Regions from separate parts of the Homo sapiens genome. Here region 1 is linked to region 2. Evidence: chromatin contacts called from ENCODE Hi-C data. All regions are on one chromosome and are shown on one strand. Each heading gives the region's core, a stretch centred on a gene start or an enhancer-like site at or near the end of the contact. The rest is flanking DNA. Distances are from core to core; before and after follow the strand shown. Region 1 overlaps USP25 (ubiquitin specific peptidase 25). Region 2 has its middle 48 kb from the start of USP25.

The links. A loop is a pair of places that touch in the nucleus more often than their neighbours do. Pooled maps may share reads with other maps.
Region 1: a map of CD8-positive, alpha-beta T cell shows a loop between it and region 2 (14-fold over the local background). The contact joins two enhancer-like sites. A Hi-C loop is called at or near these places in 10 of 168 maps with a recorded cell type or tissue (B cell, CD4-positive, alpha-beta memory T cell, CD8-positive, alpha-beta T cell and 5 more), 4 of 37 single-sample maps with no recorded cell type and 14 of 50 pooled maps.

The regions. Positions count from the first base shown.
Region 1 is chr21:15,824,039-15,829,833 of GRCh38, reverse strand. It overlaps USP25 (ubiquitin specific peptidase 25), which reads right to left. Exons shown (of 26, transcript NM_001283041.3): 11 at 5,668-5,795; 12 at 4,773-4,868; 13 at 3,469-3,630; 14 at 2,631-2,857. Among named protein-coding and RNA genes, the nearest start is that of USP25, 97 kb to the right of the region's middle. Within about 2 kb of position 2,700, at least 4 of the 41 ENCODE cell types and tissues checked have a DNase peak (open chromatin) inside an H3K27ac peak, as active enhancers do.
Region 2 is chr21:15,679,100-15,685,647 of GRCh38, reverse strand. No RefSeq gene overlaps it. Among named protein-coding and RNA genes, the nearest start is that of USP25, 48 kb to the left of the region's middle. Within about 2 kb of position 3,252, at least 6 of the 41 ENCODE cell types and tissues checked have a DNase peak (open chromatin) inside an H3K27ac peak, as active enhancers do.

The DNA of each region.
Region 1 (5,795 bases), core at 1,451-3,950, 140 kb before region 2:
AACCTTATAGGAAAAGATAAGATCCTCCCTGCCCAACACTTTAAAAAATCTACATTATAAAAAGAAAACAAAACCAACATAAAATCAAATGAAAAACTGGGAAAATAATATCTGCAGCATATGTGATATTATAGGTAAAGTGTTAATATCCACAATACATTAAACTTTCTATTAAGTAATAAGAAAAATACAAATAGCTCAATACTTAAAAAATGGGCAAATGTCACAAACAAGAAATTTACAGAACAATATAAATATCCAACTTCACTCGAAGCTAAGGGAATGCAAATCAAAACACTAAAATACCAGTTTTTCAATTGTGAAAAACTACTAAAAAGTGTCCAGGGCTAGGGAGGATACTGGGAGACAGGCTCTCTCACACAGTGGGAATGCAAACTGGTTTAATGTTTTGGAGTGACAATTTTAAAACAGTCGTCAAAATTTAAAATATACACACTCTGAACCAGAAATGGTGGACATAAGGAAACAACAGATATTGGGGCCTACATTAGGGTGGAGGGTGGGAGCAGGGTGAGGATGGAAAAACCACCTATCAGGTACTGTGCTTATTACCTGCATGATGAAATAATCTTACACCAAACCCCCAAGACATGTAATTTACCTTTATAGCAAACCTGCACATGTACCCCTGAACATAAAAAAGAACATATCCTACTTACAGAAGTGTATAAATATGTATATCGAAGACCAGCACTATTTAGGAAATATCAATATGGGAATTAAATGAATTACATCATACCCGTGTGTTGGAATATTACACAATAGTTTACAAAATAATGCTAACTGCTAACATCAATATGGATGAAAGAAAGAAAAAAAATATCCTGAGGAAAACCTTCTTTCCTGATCCATAGTATTACATATAAAAATCTTAACAGCCAGGCATGGTGGCTCACGCCTGTAATCCCAGCACTTTGGGAGGCTGAGGTGGGCGGATAACAAGGTCAAGAGATTGAGACCACCCTGGCCAACATGGTGAAACCCCATCTCTACTAAAAATACAAAAATTAGTTGGGTGTGGTGGCACACAACTGTAATCCCAGCTACTTGGGAGGCTGAGGCAGGAGAATCGCTTGAACCTGGGAGGCAGAGGCTGGAGTGAGCCCGAGTTCATGCCACTGCACTCCAGCCTGGTGACAGAGCGAGACTCCGTCTCAAAAAAGCTCTTCAAACTTAAAATGGCCAAAAGAGAACTCATCATATTTCTCTTTCCTCCCCTGAGTGGGAACCTCTTTGCCCACTGCTTTACCTTTTTTCCAAAATACATTCTATTTGGTTATTCATACCATTATGAACTGAGAGAATCATTCGATTCGTCCCTCTCTCTTACCTCTAGCCAATGACCCACATCTGTCAGTTGTCTCCAAAGAGTATTTTAAGTACATTCACTTCTTCCCTCCCTCAATGCCACTACTTAGGTGTCAAAAGCTTCCTAGCTTCCACTCCTCTGAATGTAATCTTTTAAAAACAACCTGCCATGAGGAGTAGAAAATTACCCAACGCCTAATATAGTGCTTCATCAACACTATTTGCTTGATTAATGTTTGTTAATGAGTTCAAATATTTTTAAAAATTCCCTCTTATTTGAAAAATACTAAAGAAAATCTTGACAGCTACTAATGCTGTTAGTCACCATCATACCTTATGTACTTCTTACTAAATTAGGGCCATTCTTTTTCAAATATTGTCTATAAAGAGTTAAGTTGGTCATATAATATCCAACAATCAATATTGTTCAATATAATTCCAACCATGTCACATAGTTCATTTTTTTCAAAAATCAATAAATCAGCATAAAATTGGGGAATGATAATAGGGAATTATATTTTCACATTTAAGGAAAAAAATGTAATAAAATCTACCATAATCCATTTTTTTAAGTACACTTTAACAGCAGCAAAGTAGGAAAGAGAAAAGTTCAGAATAACTTATTCTGAAAAAAAAGAAAAAATAGAATAGAAAAGAATAAAAGAGAGTTCCTTCCAAGAAAGGACAGATGGCAACTTGACACACACACACACACACACACACACACACACACACACACGCACACGCACACAAGTGCACACACCCCACCCAGAGCACTGTCCTTATTTTTCTTATTTTGCTGCATGCCAGTAAAAACTCTGTTACAGACTAGTAATGGGATCATAGATACTCATAAATCTGTTAGAGCTATTAAAAATTAAAATTCACATTTCTAATTCTTAAGCCCAAAGAAAATTTTTTAATCACCGGAACTCCCTGTGCAAACTTAGATTTAGTACCTAATTGATATGTACAAACATTGATATTGTATGACATTTCTCCAATGGAGTAACTGTGAATACCAGTTTGATATAAATTTAGAGCAGCAAACTAGAAAATCAGGCCATCTGCTATGTCATTAATCAGCTAAGCAATCCAGGGAAAATCTTTTGGTCCCTGTGAACCTGATATTGAGATTATAAAAATGGGGAGCCAAACTAGTTTATCTTAAAACCCTTTCTGGAAAAGAAAAATGACTATAATATTTAAATATAAAATCCAGACGTGATTTCCCTTCTCAATATTAACATTACACATATCCATCTGAGGTGACAGTAACCATGCTATGAGACACTTCTTACCTCTGGTGTCATTTTCTATTTCTGTCCTCCAGCGATGTAAACAACTTTCCAGCACAGAAAGTTCTTCCTCCGTTATGTGCCTTGGTGCCGGATGCATGGGCAAATCTGGAGGTATCCGGGACTGAGTAAATGGTTTGTGTATTACTGATCTCGATGAAATGGCAGCAACTGATGAAGGTGATGTGCTTGGCAGTTCTGAAGATAGGGCTCCCTGTTGTTCTGTTGTGCTGTATCAAAGCATAGAGTATTTCTTATTAACCTTTCAAGCTGAAACTCTTGACAAAGATCGTGCCAAACCCACAGTATTAAATTGGCTTGTAATTCAAAAGAAAAAATCTTAAAGAAATATGTGGATTGATCTAACATCCAAATGAGATTTTTAATACATAAGAACTAAATTATTATAAGATGAAGTTGTAGCTTTAGAGTTAAAACAGCTTAATCATATTTATTTCTAAAAAACAAGAAAATCTTACGCATGGTGATATTATTTTCCCTGGCTTATCAGCTTACATTACAGAAACAAATTCTAATTTGATAGTACTATTTTTATGGATCATAAAATGCTGAATCTTATATATGTACATACCAAAACATGCTAAAGTATAATTCTGAACTGAAAAAAAATGTGATTAAAATTTTAATCCATAACCATAAAATCTACTGAAATAATAAAAAAACTCCCAGAGGACATACAGTCTTCTAAGTGAATCTACTCTTAGGAGTTCACTGAAGTAAATCAAAGCATACATTTTATAGAAACTGTCTTTAAAGGCAGCAGTTACATTATTGTGTAATAAAGGTAACAACTGTCTCTTGCATCAGGATTACTTTTTACCTTGGTAATGTCTGTGATGGTATGGAACCACTAGGTGGGGAACTAGCGTCAATATCGTCAACAGGAGAAGTGCAAACAGGTTTACTTGAGGCAAATTCCAATGCATACTGAAGAACATCTACCAAGGGGAATCGTTTGGGACCGGAACCATAGCTTAAATATCTGTTAATCATAAAATGTACAAATGCTTTTATTTCTATATACAGCATATTTGGGCCTTTATTATTATTATAAAACGTGATACGATACTTCAATAAAACTTCCTCAGCAATAAAATTCATTTGCTTTAAAACGAAGATGGTAAAACTGAATATACACTTAAGAAAAACATTAAAAGTTCCCCAAAGACAGGAAACCAAGGCCGATTGGGACTGAATGTGAGTATATACTGTTATAATCTGTAAATGCTGTTCTAAATTGTAACTCAATAGGAAGATGAAAACTGACATCTCCTGAGACTGTTTTTATTTTTAGATCTGGCATCTGGTCTCATGATCAAGACAGTGATGTGTACTATCCTCCTATCTTTTACCACTAATCATGTTTCAATATGATTATTCATACTTTTTAAGAATAAAAATCATTAAAATACAATATACTATTTGATGTAAGAAGTTTTAGACTACTAATTTGAAAATTCCTAAAATAGGGGAATGCAGAGCAGATTGGGGTTTGCAAACTGAAATGACTTGTGACATTTCAGCCTTTAGATTTCTGTCTGGCCTGTAGAACATTTCTCAGTCCAGATTCTGACGTCTTTTAGAAATGATCCAAATCAATAGACAACAGTGAGGCCATACTCATACATGGTACCATCCACTGGTATGGAATGGCATTCATTCCCTGTACACACAGATTGCTCTCTAGGCTCCCGGCACATACCATCTTACACCTGACACAATTTCCTCCTTTACGAAGCTGCTGAGAAGACTTGGTAGGCAGCTGAGTTTGTATCCTGTTTTAAGGAGAAAAACTCAGATACCATTCATTTTAATGAAAATCTCAAGAGTAATCTTTAGTTTCATGCAAAAAGGAAGGTCAAAACTATATTCATTTAACTTTGTATCTATTTTCAGCAGTAGGAACATTACCTGTTGACAATGAGATATTTAATTTTAAACACTAGAATAATTTTTTAAAGTCTACTATAGATTTTTAGTTTCAAGCAAAACTCAAAACTATTCACACAATATTAACTACTCCTAAAATTATAAATCACTCAAAGCAAATTTGAAATTAAAAATCTAGTCACCAAATACATGGTTTCTGATAATTATCTCCTAATTTCATAAAAGTTAAAATACCTTTCTAGCCTTTGTTGTAATACCGTGAGGTAATCTTTCAGTCTCTTGATCTCTTCCCTCTTAATTCTTGTTATTTCTCTGTTTCTGTGCATGTATCTATCAGAAAAAGGTAATCATTAGCATTTCCGAATATCATGAAAGTAGATGCAATATGGCCAGATGCCAGCGTACCCGGCCTACCACTCTGGGACGCCAAGGCGGGAGGATCACCTGAGGTCAGGAGTTCAAGACCAGCCTGGCCAACATGGTGAAATCTCGTCTCTACTAAAATACAAAAATTAGCCAGCCACGATGGTGGGTGTCTGTAATCCCAGCTACTCGGGAAGCTGAGACAGGAGAATCATTTGAACCCAGGAGATGGTGTTTGCAGTGAGCCAAGATCGCACCACTGCACTCCAGCCTGGGCGACAGAGCAAGACTCTGTCTCAAAACAAAAAAGAAGGAAAGACAGAAAGATAGACAGAAAGACAGACAGAAAAAAACAAAAGAAAGAAAGACAGGAAAACAGGAAGACAGAAAGACAGGAAGACAGAGAGACAGAAAGAAAGACAGAAAGATAGATAGATACAATATTAAGTACAGACATCACCACAAAGCATCAATTCATTCAAAATTGTATAAGATGTAAGGTAGATAATACAAAATGGTATTTTTTAAAATTCTGAATTTTAAGATTACAAAATTCATCTTTTTTAAATTTCCTTATAACATTATTCCCAAAAACTATACTTTTCTAATACAAAGTAAATTTCATCTACCTTGACAAATGGTATTAGGTATATTATGCAAAAGTAGAAATTAATTCTAAGAAAATTATGCAGAATTTTCCTCTAAACAATATTTTCTCCCTTACTAAACTGTTTCAAACTAAGTCATGCAGTATATCAAACCATACCTGTCCAAATATAAAACTTGGGGAAATTCTAATTTGTTGTGAATTTTTTCTGGTCTTCCCAATGCCTGATTAAATTCAAATCTTGACAATTCAAATGTTAACACAGGTGGTAATTCAGTAAACCAATG
Region 2 (6,548 bases), core at 2,003-4,502:
ATGCAATGTGAGAAAGATTGAACCTGTCGTTGCTGGCTTTGAAAGTGGAAAGGGCCACAAGGTAAAGAATGTTGGTGGCCTCTAGAAGCTGGAAAAGGCCAGAAAATGGATTCTCCCTTAGAGACTCCAGAAAGCAACACAGCCTTCCCGACATCTTGATTTTAGTCTGCTGAGACCCATGTTGGACTGCTAACTTCCAGACTATAAAATAATAAACTTGTGTTGCTTGGAGTCAGTAAGTTATAATAATTTTCTATAGCAGCAAATAGAACACTAATGCAAGGACCCAAACAGCAAATCCATTTTCAAAAATTTTATGACGTGAAATATATTAATTTTGTTCACTCAAAATCTGCTCCAGCCTAAGCTCTGGAACTTTCTTTTGGCAAATTAAAAAAAGTTTAACAAACTTTCTTTAAAAAACAGTCATTTGTCCCTAAGATTAATGAAAAATAGTTCTCTCATGCCAAATCCTCTTGCTGCATTTATGACAACATTTTTCATTTCCATCATAAATACACTGTTCAATGAATGAGTCTAGAAATAACCTTCTTCTTCCAGGAAGACACTACATGTATGTTGGTGTTTACCACACTGTGTATTTTAAATAAGAACGTATAAATATGCACCCATCGAAGGGATGGGAGAAGACATGTTTGAGAAATAGAAAATTTTTAAAAATGTTGATTTACCAAACTCTTCCAATTTGACTCTTACAACTCAGTATTAAATAGCTGCATACTTCAAAACACAAAGATATTATGTTTAATGAAATTGAACAAAAATGACATTAAACTAAACCTTTTCAATTATTCAAATAGAGATTCCTATATAAATAGGATCAAGTTCCTGTTCTAAATAAATAGAATAAAGTTGTAGGGCAATTCCTCTCAAGCTTTAACGTGCAAACAAATCACCTACAGATCTTTTAGAAATGCAGATTCTAATTCAGTTAGTTTGGTTGGGAACTGAGATTTCAACTTTCTAATAAGCTCCTAGTTGCTGCTGATGCTACTGGTACCTGGACCGTATTTCAAGTAGCAAAATCATAGAAGACCTTGAGGGTCGTAGTAGAATCTAACACTTGAATTCTATACATCAATAAAATAAGTGTATTAAAATACATGCTCACAAAGTCTCAGTTTATATAGCAAAGAGAAAATTATTTAAAATTATTATTTGAAATTGAAAAGACTTTTGTGGCAAGATCCTAAGATTGTACATTTCACTTGCAATTGGTGATGGCATAATTAAACAATTCTATTCCAATAACTCTGTAATCATGGCAAACTCTGTGTTGCCCTAAGTGTGTACATCAAGCATATATTTCAAAATAGGTTTCCACCAGCTTATTCATCTGTGTACCAGGATGAGGTAGGATCAAGAAGTCAGATGTCATTAGCTCACTCCCTTTCCCATCACTGACATACCTGAGGGAGGTTCCAAGTCTCTAATAAAACTTTGCATTTGGCTAGGTTTCACATTCAGCACATTGCAGGAGCAACAGTACAGCAAATTTGATCCTATTACCTAGACTTAAAATATACCAATGGCCCTTAACTGCCTACAATACTTACTGTCCCCATGATCTCTCTCCTGCCCACTTCTCCAGTCTCATCTGTGCCAGTCTCTGTCCTTCTTTTCTTCATCTCCATTCAGCCACACTGCTGGTCTGTCAGTTCTTTCAACATCCATTCTTCCTCCCACCTCAGGTCTGTGTTCATGCTCTTTTCTCCCCATAACTACAACTCTCTTCAAACTTCTCACTTTATTTAATTCTTAATCATTTTTCCGATCTCGACTAAAAAGTCACCTTCTCATCAAAGCCTTTTTTGACCCCTCAGACTAAATCATATATTATTGCCATATACTCCCATAGCTTCTTTAAATGTGCTTATCACAATTCATAATTATTAATATATGCTTGGCTGATTGGCTGATCATATTTGTGACTCTAGATGACCGTATGTTCCCTGAAAACAGGATCTGTGTTGGTTTTTCTACCGTTGTATCCATATTGCCTAGCACAGAAAAAACTTAATAAATATTGATGAAAAATGAATGTAAAATTTGCTTTTAAATGAGCTAACTTAGACAGCTAACATTAGAATCAGGAACTTATTTTCTCATAGAAAAATGCCTGGCTTGGAAATAAAGTTTTAGAGCCAACCTTTCTCATTTATTGATGACTGATAATAGTAGGTTGATCAATTTTCACCTATATTATTTGTTCATCTTATATCCATCACCATGTACTATGCCAGGTGCTGAGGGTATAGATTTAGAGCTAGGTAGGAAGCTGAACCTTAAGAAGCTGAATCTAGTGAAGGGCTCCTGTTGACTGTCCAATGCTCAAGTGCCCAGAGAGGTGTTTGTGCACAGTTTTCATTTGTGTCTGATCCTATGATTACAATGGAGAATATGCAATCAGCACATGGTTAGAATCTGACTCATGTTATTTCCAGGAAGCAGACTCTGCCTGCTCAATGTTTTAAACAATAGAATAATAAATATTATTTCACTGCAATGAAGCAAGACATAACCGTTTGCCACTTCCTTCTTTCAATTAAGTGTTGTTTGCAAATCCAACAATGATCAGAATCTGTGTCATGTAAATGCTTAAAGGAAAATAATATCTACACACTTTATAACACTAGGACAATAACGTTTCAATTACAGCAGAAAAATGATACCAGTTTTGAAGATTCATTTTATAAAACAAATATTTATTGAGTTCCCCCTTTATACTAGACATCCTCCTAGGAACAAATATCCTTATACTCGCTGAGTTTTTATTTTCATTAGGAAGAAAAAAGACACATAAACTAACAAGGTAATGACAGATAGTGGTAAATATTATGAAGACAATGCAAAGGTGTGTTGAGAAACTTACAGAGAAGGCAGATCTGGAACGGAGACCTTTGGGTTGAGAGCTGCATGATGGGAAGGAGCACGCCTGGAAAAGAGATGGTAGAAGAGCAGAGGAGACCAGGAATGCAGAGGACCCAAGGCAGAATCCACATTGGTGTATCTATCAGAAAAACAGAAAGAGGGCCAGATGGGCCAAAGCAGCAGAGGGAGGTTGTGGTCGGATCATGTACATTTCAATTTTAGGTGCAATTGTAAGTCACAGGAAGGTTTTGAACAGGAATGTAATGTTACTCTGCTACTATGTAAAAATGAATTCTAATTGAGCAAGAGAAGATGTAGGGAGATCATTCAGGATATTGCGTAAGTCCAGGGAGGAAGTGGTAGTAGCTTGAATCAGAGCAGTAGCCGTGGAAGGGGAGCAAAGTTCTTGGTTTCAAAATGCAACTCCACACATTAAATACTGCACATAAATTCTAGTTAGGCAGTCATCTTACACAGGAAGCTGCTCCATCAGGCAACTGCCATTGTCTTTAGGTCATTTTATGAAAGAATATTATGGTTATAGCTAAAGTAATACTTTTATTTCAAATATAGGTTCAGTTAACGGACAGCAGTTTGGATTCAGCCGTGTTTCCTATATTTGCCTTTCCTCACAAATAGGCCAAGACATTAAAAAGGAATCAGAATGATTCTATCATAACTTTCTGAAAACACGGCTGAAACACAAACACTGTTGTTAATGAAGAAATATAATGCTGCCTCATCACGACACTCATTTTAGTGAAACAAGTGGCGACTTCATATACTGATAAAATTGTGATCTAATCAGAGAATGAAAAAGTAACTGGAAACGATTTAATATCCTAAATATTCTAAGTTTGGAATGTATTCTCCAAGAATATGTACTATCAAACAGTACTTAGATTGCAGAATAACTTTCTAGTTATCATTTCACTCTGTTATCTAATCAGTTGTCCAAAATGTTTGTCAACAACCACATATATATATAATATATATATTTACATTAGAGAACCTAATTCTTTAGTGTACAAAAATCACATGGATAATATGGTTAACTCCTTCATTCCAGGCTTTGATTGGAGACTGTTTTGCCTTGATGGCCACAGACCTTAAGGTTGTTAGTAACCACAGTAAAACATAACAATACTTTGTTGATTTATTAAATTAGAATTTATGTGCTAGATAGAATTTTATATTGCCATAGTACTAAGTGGGATGGAATTTGTAAAACTATTAAAGAAACTTACCAGTACCTTCAATAGCAGTAAATGATTTTTTAAAAATTGTAATCTCTCAATTATATTTTCCACTGAAGTACAATTCTTCATGAAATAACTATTTTTATACATAAGAAATTGCATTCATATTCAAAACCACGACCACACAGTTTTGAACAGTATGGCCAGTTCGTCTTCAAGAATATCTTTTGTCAAAATTTCTGCTTTTTATTTTTAAATAACAAATCTACATTTCTGAAAATATACTTTCTTTATCCATTGCTGTTTTTGATTTCTAAAAGTGTAACTCACAGACACAGAATGTTTTAATTAGCAATATCGGACTAATAATTTTTCTGGTTTGCATTTACCACATTTGAACCAGGAATAAAAATGGAAACTAATATTTTTAATTACTAAATTGCATGAATTACTGTGAAGAATGAATTGTTATTTCTCTCCAGTTATTATCTGAGTTTTGTTATGCATAAAAACAAGCAGAGTTTTCAGTGAAGCCTAGTCAGAAGGTAGAATAATAAGGGATCCTCTTTTTCTGGTTACTTAGATCACTAAAAATATTCCTAAGTATATCCATATAATAATTATCTCCTGGATTCAAGACAAGCCTGGGCAACATGGCGAAACATCATCTCTACAAAAATTAAAAGGTTAGCTGGGCATGGTAGCACACATCTGTAGTCCCAGCTATTTGGGAGTCTGAGGCAGAAGAATCACCTGAGCCCGGGGTTGTCGAGGCTCATATGAACTGTGACCATGCTGCTGCACTCTAGCCTGGGCAACAGAGTGAAAGCCTGCCTCAAAAAACAAAACAAAACAAAAAAAACTACCTCCCGAAGGAGTCTTATTCTCTTTCTACGTTAAAACTCAACATACGCAATGATAATTTTAATTAAAAATGGTTAATAGTATTACAAAATAGTTCATCAACAGTAAGAATCTTAGTATTCATGTGAGTAATGTACTCATTTATATTGTTGAATACTTAAATATAAGCACTCATGGCTCTGGACTATTAGCCTAGTCTCCTAATTCTGAACACTTTTAAATTAATCCCATGCTGTTTTGTGATGTACAGCACTTTGAAATCTATAAATCATAGGTTTCATAGTAATCATAGTATCTATTGGAAATTGAATTGTGGGAAAGAGAGCTCCTAAATTCCTTAGAGAATTAAATGGTGGGGTTTGTGTTGAACTAAGTATCTAAGAAACAGACCTATAGCCAAAATATTTGAAAAAAAATTTCCACTTCCAAAAAAATGTAAATTACCAATACGATGAGAAACACATTGTAAACATTGCTCTTTTGGGTCATAATTTTGAGTTTAGTGAAAAGTTACAAGAATCATGTGAATAACTCTTGTATATTCTTGACCTCGATTGACCAATGTATACATTTTGTCTCACTTACTTTATTATCCTGTCTGTTTATCAATCTATTTATGAACTTTTTGGAACCATCAGAGAGGGCTGCAGAAATCTTGCTGCTTGACCTGTAAATACCAGTGTGTATTTCCTAAGAAAAAGTATATACTCTTAAATAACCAGACTATAATTATTCAGGTAAGAAAAATCAATATAGATATACTATTATCTAACACATGTTATTTTTACAAAATTTCGTCAATTGTCCTAACAATGAATTGTGTACTTTAAAGCCTTCTCCTCCAGCTTCTGGCGCCCCCTCACTGTCAAATATCCAATCCAGGACCATGTGTTGCTTTTTTTTTTTTTTTTTTGAGATGGAGCCTTTCTCTGTCACCCAGGCTAGTGCGGTGGTGTGATATCGGCTCACTGCAACCTCCGCCTCCCGGGTTTAAGCAATTCTCCTGCCTCAGCCTCACGAGTAGCTGGGATTACAGGCGCCCACCACCATACCTGGCTAATTTTTGTATTTTTAGTAGAGACAGGATTTCACCATTTTGGCCAGGCTGGTCTTGAACTCCTGACCTCATGATGTGCCCCCGCCTCAGCTTTCCAGAGTGCTGAGATTACAGGCGTGAGCCACCGTGCCAGTTCCCTCGTTTAGTATTGAACACTTTCTCAGTCTTGTTCGTCTTTCATAACCCTGACATTTTATAAGAGTATAGTCCAATTATTTTACAGAATATTCTTCAGTTGGGTCTGTCATAGGTTCCCTTATACTTAGAAAATATTGGGCTTTTTTGATAGGAAAACCTCAGAATCATGTGAGGATTTGTCCCACTAACTTTGATGTTAACTTTGATCAAATGAATAGCTTGATGTCTATAAAGCTAGTATTTCTCCCTTTATGATTAATACATTTATAGTGAATTATTTTGAGGTTACATAAATATCTCTGTGATGATTAATTTACATGTCAGCTTGGCTAGGCTATGGTGCTTAGTTGTTTGGTCAAATATAAATCTAGATGTTGCTGTGAACATACTTTGTAGGT